Regions from separate parts of the Homo sapiens genome. Here region 2 is linked to region 1. A link is an interaction called in ENCODE POLR2A ChIA-PET data of the cell type or tissue named here. Cell type or tissue: Panc1. All regions are shown on one strand. Each heading gives the region's core, and the rest is flanking DNA. Links, peaks and the distances in the headings are about the cores only.

Region 1 (9,988 bases), core at 2,231-4,730:
GCTAATTTTGTATTTTTAGTAGAGATGGGGTTTCACCATGTTGGTCACGCTGGTCTTGAACTGCAAACCTCAGGTGGTGATCCACCTGCCTTGGCCTCCCAGAGTGCTGGGATTACAGGTGTGAGCCACCATGCCCAGCCAGTGGTGTCGCTTTTTTTAAAATGAGATTTAAGGGGCCTAAAAAATAGCCAACAGAGTGGTAGCAAATGACTGCTTCCAAAAATCTTAGATATTATCAAACAAATTATGAGAACAGGCCGCGTGCTGTGGCTCATTCTGTAATCCCAGCACTTTGGGAGGCCGAGGTGGGTGGATCACTGAGGTCAGGGTTCGAGACCAGCCTGGCCAAGATGGTGAAACCCCATCTCTACAAAACTACAGAATTAGCTGGGCGTGGTGGTGGGCATCTGCAATCCCAGCTCCTCTGGAGGCTGAGGCAGGAGAATCGCTTGAACCCTGGAGGCAGAGGTTGCAGCGAACGGAGGTCACGCCACTGCACTCCAGCCTGGGCAACAAGAGTGAATCTCTGTCACAAAAAACCCAAAAAAATCCAAAAATTAGCCAGGCATGGTGGTGCGTGCCTGTAATCCCAGTTACTCAGGAGGGCTGAAGCAGGAGAGTCGCTTGAACCCGGGAGGTGGAGGTTGCAGTGAGCTGAGATCGCCCAATTACACTCCAGCCTGAGCAACACAGCGAGACTCTTGTCTCAAAAAAAAAAAAAAAAAAAAAAAAAGACAAAGTATATAGCAATATAATTTTCCAAGCCCTTTTTACAGATCTTATTTGGTGTTCCCTCACTCCCCAAAGGAATTTGATGGTAGGTACAGTGGCCTTTTTCAAATGGGAGTAAGTTAAAGTTCAGAAACCTAAAACTTCTTCAAGCTCATATAGCAAGCCAACAGAGCCAGGGCTGAAAACTGGTTCGTTGCCTGCCATCTATCTATTCTTGTTTCAGCTTTATTGTGTCAAAATTATGTATTTAATATGTTTATCAGGAAAGTGGCCTATGGGCTCTAGAAATACTGCTTATAGGAGTAAAATGTTCAAGAGAAATCAGTCTCACTTTATTTCCAGTATAGTGTATACAAATAAGGGCTGATGAGCAGAACCAGTTTTAGAATGAATGGCCAAGCCATTAAATTTCACTTTGAGCTTCTTAAGGTTCAGAAAGATTTGGGAAATTGTTTATTCAGTTTTTCTTTAAAGATCTTCAAGGAAAGGATTATGTTTTTATTAAGATACTTAAACTCCTTAAAAAGAAAGTCCACAATCCAAATGACTTGCTTAGTAAATTGTTAGAATTTGTCCACAAAAAAGTAGTGGTGGTTTTTCACTTACCTTACAAAGAACCTGCAGGTTAACATTGGCAAGCTCTTTTATGTGGCTTATGATCATATTGAGAGGTTATTTCTGGGGAAATGCGCTTCATCAAGCTCTAGAAGCTTTATTTTTCCTTCCTTATACTCAACACTGTTCAAAATAAGGGCAGCTAGATTTTAGCGTGCCAAAACTAAAGGTGGAACTATAAGCAGAAGGACATAATTAATGGTATTTCATGCTTGATTAGAAAGTTAAAATGTTCATTAGGCATATTGTACAGAAACGAGTTTGAGAACTTTTTTCAGTTGGTGGAAAGGCAATAATATTGTTGTGAATAAGTCCTTGTGGAAGGACCACTAGTTAGGAACTTACTAACTTACTAGCAGGTGACTTCATACTTCTAACCTCAGTGTCCTTATGAGATCTTGACCTTCCATTTCCTATTCTGATTTAAGTGAAGTAAGGCACTCCTTAGTAGCCACTGGCCATGTGTGGCTCCATTAATTTAAGACAAAAACAAAAATACGGTTTCTTAGTCTAAATGGCCACATTTACATGCTCAATAAGCACATGTGATTGGTGGCTGCTACGTTGGACAGAACAGATATAAAACATTTATCACTGCAGAAAGTTCTGTTGGGCAATGCTATTATAAAAGGTATGAGAAATTTGGCCTTCAAAACAACCAGTGCTGGCCCAGCAGTAAATGGGCTGTTTTCTACTAAATCAGGAAGAAGTAGAAATTGATACTCTTCTGTGGTGACTCAATAAATACATCAGCTTCCCTGGCCAATCTTGATTAATGAGAATTTACTGTGCTACAGAATTTTTGGATGAAGTAATTGGCCATGTTGCTCAATACGGTACGAAGTGAAAGCTTCAAAAAATATATTGTGACAGAAATGAATGTTTGGATTATTGTGAAATGTGCCCTTTTAAATAACATTGGTTTTTCTCAAGTGACTTTGAAGGTAATGCTTTTGCTTACCATATTTCCAAGATGGCCACGTCTGTGCCCTTAAGCAAATATTTAATCTCTGACCTGATTTTCCCTCATCTGTGATTACATCACAGTTTGAGGATCATCTGTGATAACGTGAACATTCTGTGTATATAGTAGGTAGTCAACAGATGTACCCTGTGAGGCTCATCTTTTATTATTCTTTGCCACATTCTTTATAGTGCCTTTAGCACAAATAAGATCCAGCATCTTAAACAGATTTGCAATGAGAAATATTTTGTTTTAGGTAAAAATGTTGTACATCAGCTCTCAGTAACCCTAGAAGACTTATATAATGGTGCAACAAGAAAACTGGCTCTGCAAAAGAATGTGATTTGTGACAAATGTGAAGGTACGGTGTTTTTTTGTTTTGTTTTGTTTTGTTTTTAAGCACCTTTAATATGACACCTGAAAATGGAGCTAAGACTTCTAGATAGATATGTAAAATTGATTCATGTACACTACCTAGATTTTGGGGGAGGAGAGGGCAGATATGAAGAAAACCAACTGAAAACCTCCCACCTAAAGAAATATCAGCACTTTTTTCTGTGTATATTTTAAATACAGTTGGGATCAAGCTAGTTTGGTATCTTTTTTGTAATAAGTAAAATTTATTGGAAAGTGTGTTCTAATAAGAATGAAACTCATTGGAATGATCTCATCAGTTGTACATTCAGAGGGTAGCATTCCATCAGGCTTCGAAAATATTAAAAGTATAGCATTTAGGAATTGTCTTCTTAAAACATTTACTACTGTATACACTACTAATTCATACATTATTTAATTTTCTTTTTAAATTTAGGTAGAGGAGGTAAGAAAGGAGCAGTAGAGTGCTGTCCCAATTGCCGAGGTACTGGAATGCAAATAAGAATTCATCAGATAGGACCTGGAATGGTTCAGCAAATTCAGTCTGTGTGCATGGAGTGCCAGGGCCATGGGGAGCGGATCAGTCCTAAAGATAGATGTAAAAGCTGCAACGGAAGGAAGATAGTTCGAGAGAAGAAAATTTTAGAAGTTCATATTGACAAAGGTGAGTTCTGAGTTACTTATTCTGAAGTCTTGAATGCTGTGGCAGATTTATTATTAACATTTTATAATTGTTTAAAAATCATTCTTAATTAGGTTATATATGATCCTATCAATCAGAAATAACTCTTAGCAGCTTAGTAAATAATGTTCTTTTATCCAGACATAATTTTGCACATTGGTATATTACTAATACAGAATATATTAGGAATCTCCTCATTTAATATAACAGGATCATCTTTTGAAATCTGTGGTCCTGTAAATGATTGAATAGTGTTCCAAACTTAATTCTCTCCTGTTAAACCATAGTTCTTCCATCTTTTAAAACATTAGAATTGTACACATTCTTAATTAGGAGTTACTAGATCAAGGGATAGGCATACTTTTAAGGATTTGAAAGGGGAGTTAGGTGAAGAATTGGGTCTCATAAAAATTCATGGTTTTTTTGGAGACGGAGTTTCGCTCTTGTTTCCCAGGCTGGAGTGTGCAATGGCACGATCTCAGCTCATTGCAACCTCTGCCTCCCGGGTTCAAGCAGTTCTTCTGCCTCAGCCTCCCAAGTACCTGGGATTACAGGCACCCAGCACCATGCCCGGCTAATGTTTTGTATTTTTAGTAGAGACGGGGTTTCACCATGTTGGCCAGGCTGATCTCGAACACTTGACCTCAGGTGATGACCTGCCTCGGCCTCCCAAAGTGCTGGGATTACAGGCATGAGCTACCGCACCCCGCCTCATGTTTATTTTTTAAACCAATGGGCATGTTTTTGTTTGTTTGTTTTTTTCTGAGGTAGAGTCTTGCTCTGTTGCCCAGGCTTGAGTGCAGTGATGCGATCTTGGCTCACTCTAACCTCTGCCTCCTGGGTTCAAGCGATTCTCCTGCCCCAGCTTCCCAGGTAGCTGGGACTACAGGTGTGCACCACCACACCTGGCTAATTTTTTTTGTATTTTTAGTAGAGATGGGGTTTCACCATGTTAGGCTGGTCTCAAACTCTTGACCTCAAATGATCTGCCTGCCTTGGCCTCCTAAAATGCTGGGATTACAGGTGTGTGCCACCATACCTGGCCTGGGCTAGTTTAAATAAGCGTATTGGCCCACTTAATTGGCTTACTTGCCCATCTATTATATTTAAATGCTCCGTTAATTGATTTGATAGACTACCTTTCATTTTTTTAGACTTGACACTTCCCTAACCCATTGGGCTCCAGATTTAGAAATAACTATATAACCTTTTTTTTGTATTCTCGGGATTTGATTGATTTGTCAATTTTTAAATTTTACTCTTGTCAACTTGCAAAAACATTTTAAAATGTATTACAGCAATACACTGCAGAAATTTTAAGAAATGTATATAACCCCAGAAGGAAACTTAAGTCAACATTATGGTAATCTCTTTTCAGATTTTGCTGTTTATAAATGGGTCTACTATTATACTGTACTGTGGTATGATACCAATCTGGAACTGTTAATATTTGAACATATTTCCATATTAATATACAAATCTACATTAACATAAGTGGCTGCAATAGGATTCTATCATGTGACTCATGATACTGGCCTCTCTGACCCCCAGGGTTCCACCCAAGAATGTAGTACATTGAAAGGTAAAAATAAGTTTCCTTGGCCAGTTGTTGAACTTAATAAATCTGTGTTTACCCCTTAGTGGGCCCATGCCTAAGGTTTATACTTTGAGGTGTTCTTGATACCAATAGCATACAGAGTAAGTCTTAACGTTGTTGATAGGTTCTTGGAAACTGGGACTTCTAGCAGAATGACCTCAAATAATGTCATGCAGGTCCTCAAATAATGTCATGTCACTGTAACACAGCTGAGGGGAAAAAAATTGGTCTTGTTATGTGTCATTTCATTTAAAGCAATTTCCAAGAACCTATCAACAATGGACTGTAAGTGAGAACTTGAAATTAATGCCCTAACTATATAGCAAGTGAAGGCATTTGTGCTGTGCCTACTCTTACTCTGTATTCAGGAAAACCTAGCTGAGTTTAATTGCTTCCCTAGCATAACAAGTTATTTTGCCTCAATACACGATTAAAGACAGATTGTTTAATTTTGTCAGTGTATGATACTGATAGCGCTTTAAGTCCTTATTTAAGAGGTACGTACTGAAGTATTTGTGGGTTAATGGATATAGTTGGAGTTTGCTTGAAAGTATATGTGGGGGGCATGCGTAGGGGTGTAATACATGAAATATTAGTCATGAGTTAGTAACTGCTGAAGCCAAATTGGATGGATATGTAGGAATTCATTGTACTGTTGGCTCTGTTTATACAGGATTAATATTTTCCATACGTAAAGGTGAAACATGATTGCTCTGTTAGGTAACCAGAGTGATCTTGGGAAATAATCAGGAGATAACTGCTTTGGTGTAATACTCTACAAACACAGGTTTTCTTACATGAGTTATGTTCTAAGAGACGTTGCCCAAACCCTTACTGAACTAAAATATGTGGGTCAGAGGTGAGGGGCACGAAGTCTCAGTTTAAAAAAAAAAAAAAAGGCGTGTTTTTTTGCCCTGTTAGAAAATACTCCTCCCCTTGTATTTTACGGACCACATGGGCTAAGGGAGTGTCTAGCACTGATTGTTTTGTTTGCTTGTTTAATTTAAATGAGACAAGGTCTGGAACTCCTGTGCTCCAGGGTGCTATCCTCAGGGTATCCTCCTGACTCGGCCTCTCAAAGTATAATTACCCTTTTTTTAAGGGGACTATACTGAATAGTTCTTTAAAATACGGATTTTCAGGCACAGGGGCTCAGGTCTGTAATCCGAACACTATAGGATGCCGAGGCAGGATCCCTTGAGCCCAGTAGTTCAAGACCAGCCTGAGCGACATGAGAACCCCCATCTCTATTAAAAAAAAAAAAATTCAAAAATTAGCTGGTCTGTGGTCCTGGCTACTCGGGAGGCTGAGGTGGGAGGATCACTTGAGCCCAGGAGATGGAGGCTGCAGTGAGCCATGTTTGTGCCACTGCACTCCAGCCTAGGCAACAGAGCAAGATCCTATCTCAAGAGAAGATTATAGATTTAAAATTTTTTTAGTTTTATATATAAATACTACAATAGAAGGGTCTTGATTTACATTGCTGTTAGACTTTTAATAGAAGTAATTTGATGTGTTATAAGTAATGAAACTGAAATACTTAATTAACATTTTTTGGTTATAACCAGTGTTAGCCAGTCATGGTTTAGTACCAGCATATACCTGTTGAGTTAATACTCTAAATATTGCTAATGAGGTGTAGGTGTCTGTGGGAAAGTTGAAACTTGGAAAGGATATGCAGCTTACTTCCCCAGGGTAATCCAGCCAGTGAATAGCAGCTCTGAGATTTGAAGGCTAGTCTCTTTGCCTCTGGAGTTTGTGTTCTCCACTATGATACCTTTCTTCAGGAGCAAATTGGACTGAACTACTTAAGTGGGCTTTCTTAGTCATTTCTGTGATTTTTATGCATAAACAAACATCTATGTATAGATTTTATGATTCTGACCTTAGTTGGATATTTAATAAAAGTACAAAATTAATGTTTTGTTTTTAGGCATGAAAGATGGCCAGAAGATAACATTCCATGGTGAAGGAGACCAAGAACCAGGACTGGAGCCAGGCGATATTATCATTGTGTTAGATCAGAAGGACCATGCTGTTTTTACTCGGTAAAGACTTTTATCAACCACTCAAATTGATATCACATATTTGGGTTGTTGGTTTTGTTTTTTGTTTTTTTGTTTTTTTTAAAGTGTTTTCCATTACTCTTAGAACCTATTTCTCAGGAAGATTGTTAACCATTGTTCAGATCATAAGAGGTTGAATACATAGGATCAGATTTTTAGCTTTTTGTCTCTAAGTATGGAACGTTGAAAATGTGTTTCAATTAGATGTTTTGTGTGAACCTAAGCAGCAGATGGGTGGGGAAAACATCCCTGGACAAAAATTTGCCCTCAATCTTTGTAAAGCAATTTAAGTGCCTTAAAGCTCTCACCAGTTTTCAATCTCATTTATGATAAATTGAATTGCTTTTAATTATAAATATCCAAAAGCATCTCTGTAGGAAACTTAAATTGTAACTCAATACTAAGTATAAATTCAGGTCTACCATTTTGAGCTAAATAATGAGTATGATGAACACTGAAGCACAAGAAAGATGGATGATTAACAGCAAATGTTTGTGATCCATGGCTAACATAACACCCTCTGTGCATGCTATATTCCCAGCAACTTGGGAGGCTGAGGTGGGAGGATCACTTGAGGCCAGGAGTCCTAGCTACTGGGGAGGCTGAGGCAGAAGAGTGGCTTGAACTCAGGAGTTCAAGGTTATGATCATGCCACTGCATTCTAGCCTGGGTGACAGTAAGAACCCACCTTTTTTTTTTTTTTTTTTTAATGGAGTGGAGGTGAAATTGGGAACATCTTAAACTAGTTTAGGATTAATTAATATTTCAGCTTGGTTTGGTGGCTTACGCCTGTAATCCCAACACTTTAGGAGGCCGAGGTGGATGGTCAGGAGTTCAAGACCAGCCTAGCCAACATGGTGAAATGCCATCTCTGTTAAAAATTAAAAAATTAGCCAGGCATGGTGGCAGGCCCTGAGGCAGGAGAATCACTTGAACACAGGAGGCAGAGGTCGCGGTGAGTTGAGATGGCGCCATTGCACTCCAGCCTGGGCAAAAAGAGCAAAACTTGGTCTCAAAAAAAAAGACTAATATTTTACAAATGTCTGAAGATAATGGGAAATGTTGTCAAGCTCAGGCTTTTGATGCTGTCATTTGAGAAGGGTATTAAAGATGTTTTATTTATTTATTTATTTTTTTTGAGATGCAGTTTCGCTCAACAGGCCCAGGCTGGATTGCGATGGTGAGATCTTGGCTCACTGCAACCTCCAACTCCCAGGTTCAAGCAATTCTCTCACCTCAGCCTCCCGAGTAGCTGGGATTACAGGCGCCCACCACCACGCCCAGCTGATTTTTGTATTTTTAGTAGAGACGGGTTTCACCATGTTGGCCAGGCTGGTATCGAACTCCTGACCTTAGGCAATCCACCTGCCTCGGCCTCCCAAAGTGCTGGGATTACAGGCATGAGCCACCGCGCCCAGCCTAAAGATGTTTTATTAATGTGGGTTGGAAAAGGAAAGTCTAAGCATGAGAAGGAGGAAGTGGGCTGTTAACGTTAAATATGAAAGGCTGTGTTCACTCACAATATGCCAGGAAATATTATTTCAGGTTCATCAATGAGGAAATTGTTAGAGTCCCTTTAAATTGGACATATCCTCATTGTTTAATTTCATAGAGCCTAAATTATCTAGGACCCTGCCCAGGCTAGAGTGCAGTGGCACGATCTCAACTCACTGCAATCTCTGCCTCCAGATTCAAGTGATTCTCCTGCCTCAGCCTCCCGAGTAGCTGGAACTACAGGTGCGCGCCACCATGCCTGGCTGATTTTTTGTATTTTTAGTAGAGATGGGGTTTCACCATGTTGGCCAGGCTGGTCTTGAACTTCAGACCTTAGGTGATCCACCCTCCTCAGCCTCCCAAACTGCTGGAATTACAGATGCGAACCACAGTGCCTGGCCTAACCCTCACTCTTGTGAGTTGTTTTTTTTTTTTCCCCTCTGAGAAACCAGATTTAAAACTAGGTAATGAAACAGTTCACTGATGGTAAATGGTAAAGGCTGCCTAGAGTGTGTGGAATGACTTTGAATCCTTAACTAGGAAACGGGGCTGGCAGGTTGCACATGTTTGCTCTTCCCAGATCTCTGCTCTGCTTGATTTTTACAATGGGGGAAGAAAAGGGTGTCTTTGTAAAAGACCCTTTGCTTTTATTAAACAAAAAAACAGCCTGCTTTGGTACATCTACTGATTCGTGATTTGAAAAATATAAATATGTGTCATATTTTATGCAGACGAGGAGAAGACCTTTTCATGTGTATGGACATACAGCTCGTTGAAGCACTGTGTGGCTTCCAGAAGCCAATATCTACTCTTGACAACCGAACCATCGTCATCACCTCTCATCCAGGTATGGGAACTAGGCAAGCTTAAACTTCTCTTTTCTATTCTAGTATTTTCCTTGTCTCCTGTTAACAAAGTGTAGTATAGGCACTGAGGGAAACCCATTGTTTTTCTTTCTCGGTTACATATCCTTCTCTGGGCTTAGATGAAGTTATAAGGTCTTGGCTCTCTTGTCAGCCCTTGGAAAACCCATAAGTGAAAGGTAACAGGATTGCTTTGCCACGTAAGTTTTACTCCTGCCAATGAGCTAGGACAGTGCTCTGTTCTTTATATTCCCTGCCTCATAAAAATGTGACCATACTTAAGGAAGAACTTGGCTTCAATGTTTTTAGGTCAGATTGTCAAGCATGGAGATATCAAGTGTGTACTAAATGAAGGCATGCCAATTTATCGTAGACCATATGAAAAGGGTCGCCTAATCATCGAATTTAAGGTAAGCTGTAATGTACTTTAAGAATACTTGAGAACAATTGGCTTACTAAAATCTGATAAAAAAGTAAAATTTCAGCCAGGTGCAAGTAGCTCATGCCTGTAATCCCCGCATTTTGAGAGGCTGAGGCAGGAGGATCCCTTGAGCCCTGGAGTTTTGAGAACAGCCTGGGCAACATAGTGAAACCCTGTCT
Region 2 (2,500 bases), core at 1-2,500, 120 kb after region 1:
TAAATGTAGCCAGCTCCAATTTCCTTCTCTAAGGAGTGGGGATAATTATGCCTTCCTTTCAGATGTAAGTGAAATAATACATATACATACTTATCGCATGTTCTTATTGAGCTAATAGATGTTCAATAAATGTTACTTTCCCTTCTCCCCTGACTCCTTAGAACTTCAGAGCTTACAAATTACTACAGCTCTATCAGCACACATGGCTAAATTTTCACATTTCTACTCTTAGCCACTAGAATCACTGATAGATTTGGAGGAAAACTCTGGGACCTTAAAGGGTCCCTGGAGTATTACATAAAGCTTCTTGCAGCATGAGAGTTGAACAGAAATTCTGTTCATCTTTTGCTGTCGAAGCCAAGTTGGTGGCTTCTAAAGAACCAACTTAGAAGAAAACTCAGGAGAAAAATTTTATCATTTTGGGATGGTGAAGACCTGCTTAAGTATGAAAGCAACCTGAAGTCATAAAGGAAAACATAGATTTAAACACATAAAAATTCAAAACTTCTGGCCGAGTGCAGTGGCTCACGCCTGTAACCCCAGCACTTTGGGAGGATCATTTGAGATCAGGAGTTTGAGATCAGCTTGACCTACATAGTGAAACCCCGTCTCTACTAAAACACAAAAATTAGCTGGGTGTGGTGGCGGGTGCCTGTAATCACAGCTTCTCGGGAAGCTGAGGCAGGAGAATCGCTTGAACCCAGGAGGCAGAGGTTGCAGTGAGCCGAGATTTCACCACTGCACTCCAGCCTGGGCGACAGAGCAAGACTCCCTCTCCAAAAAATAACATAACATAACATAACATAACATAACATAACATAACATAACATAACATAACATAACAACTTCTACATAGCTAAAGAAACCAGAGATAAAGAAGAGTGACAGATGGAGAGACCATATTTACAAATGATATGTAATAAACAAGAAAAATCCACAATATAAAAAGCTCCTGCAAACATATTTTTAAAACTAATAGAAAAATGGGTTAAAAGAAAAAGGGTAAAAAAAAATGGGCCAAAAAAAGGGTAAAAAAAAAAAAGGGTTAAAAAAAAGAAAAAAAAAGTCAGCTGGGCACAGTGGCTCACACCTGTAATCCCAGCACTTTGGGAGGCCGAGGCAGGTGAATCACTTGAGGCCAGTTTGAAACCAGCCTGGCCAACATGGTGAAACCCCATCTCTGCTAAAAATACAAATATTAGCCAGGTGTGGTGGCACACACCTATAGTCCCAGATACTTGGGAGGCTAAGGTGTGAGAATCACTTGAACCTGGGAGGCGGTGGTTGCAGTGAGCCAAGATCGGACAACTGCACTCCACTCTGGGGGATGGAGTGAGACTCCACTTCAAAAAAAAAGAAAAAATACTCACATAAGAAATACAAATGGGCAAGCCAGCCATGGTGGCTCACGCCTATAGTCCCAGCTACTCAGGAGGCTGAGGCAGGAAGATCATTTGAGCCCAGGAGTTCGAGTCCAGCCTGGGCAACATGGCAAAGACTCCCATCTTGAAAGAAAGGATGAAAAAAGAAAGACAGATGGCCAATAAACACGTGAAAATTTGCTTAACTTCATCAGTAATCAGAGAAACATATTAAAACAAGATACTATGTCTGAATATGATACTGGCAAATATATAAAGGTTAGTAACACCCAGGGCTGGTATGAGTGTGAGGAATAAGCACTCCTATACACTGTTAATGAGAAAAAGCCAGAGGGCAAACTGACAGTATCTATCAAAACGTTTAAAGAGCATGATCTTTAAATCTCAAATCAGTAACCTAACCTTCTACCTTAAGACACCAGAAAAAGCAAACTTAACCAAAAGCAAGCAGAATGAAAGAATAAAGATTAGAGAAGTTAATGAAGCAGAAAAATAAGAACAAAGAGAACAAATAATGAACTCAAAGTTGGTCCTCTGAAAAGATCAATAAAAATGACAAGCTTTTGGCAAGACTAAGAAAAAAAGAAAATTCAAATTATTATAATCAGTAATGAAAGAGGGACTATCCCTACACCAACTTTAACGGAAATAAAAAGGATCATAAGGAATCACTATGAAATGTATGCCAACAAATTAGATGACTTAGATGAAGCAAACTCCTTGGAAGACACAAACTATCAAAACTGACTTAAGAAAAAATAGAAGGTCTGAATAGACCTATAACCAGAAACTGAATTAGGAATCAAAAAGTTTTCCACAAAGAAAACATCAGGCCCAGATGGCTTTACTGGTGAACGCTACCAGATATTTAAAGAAGAATTAATAAAAACCGACCACAAACTCTCTCAAAATACAGAAGAGGAAGGAACACTTCCCTACTCATTTTTTGAGGCAGTATTACCCTGATACCAAAACCAAACAAAGATCTCACGACGAAAGAAAACGAACAGACCTTTTCTGACAGTGGTAAACAACTATGAAAGAGAAGAAAGGGAAGGGGAGGGGAGAGGAGGGGAAAAGAAGGGAGGGGAGGGGAGAGAGAGAGAGAGAGAGGAAGG

What was found. Peaks named below come from ENCODE experiments on the same cell type or tissue, not always from the same donor. Only the 100,000 strongest peaks of a DNase experiment are listed, where the experiment ranks them.
Region 2: POLR2A ChIA-PET joins it to region 1 with 5 read pairs; 19 of 35 experiments call an interaction of 5 or more read pairs at or near these places.

The regions. Positions count from the first base shown.
Region 1 is chr9:33,027,318-33,037,305 of GRCh38, forward strand. It overlaps DNAJA1 (DnaJ heat shock protein family (Hsp40) member A1), which reads left to right. Exons shown (of 9, transcript NM_001539.4): 4 at 2,568-2,672; 5 at 3,123-3,350; 6 at 6,899-7,013; 7 at 9,257-9,372; 8 at 9,698-9,798. Among named protein-coding and RNA genes, the nearest start is that of DNAJA1, 7.0 kb to the left of the region's middle. In Panc1, for the core only: no CTCF peak of the experiment used is centred there; no DNase peak of the experiment used is centred there.
Region 2 is chr9:33,151,527-33,154,026 of GRCh38, forward strand. All of the region lies in intron 1 of B4GALT1 (beta-1,4-galactosyltransferase 1), which reads right to left. Among named protein-coding and RNA genes, the nearest start is that of B4GALT1-AS1, 14 kb to the right of the region's middle. RefSeq lists an enhancer at 2,175-2,294. In Panc1, for the core only: no CTCF peak of the experiment used is centred there; no DNase peak of the experiment used is centred there; H3K4me3 peaks cover 2 bases; H3K27ac peaks cover 581 bases.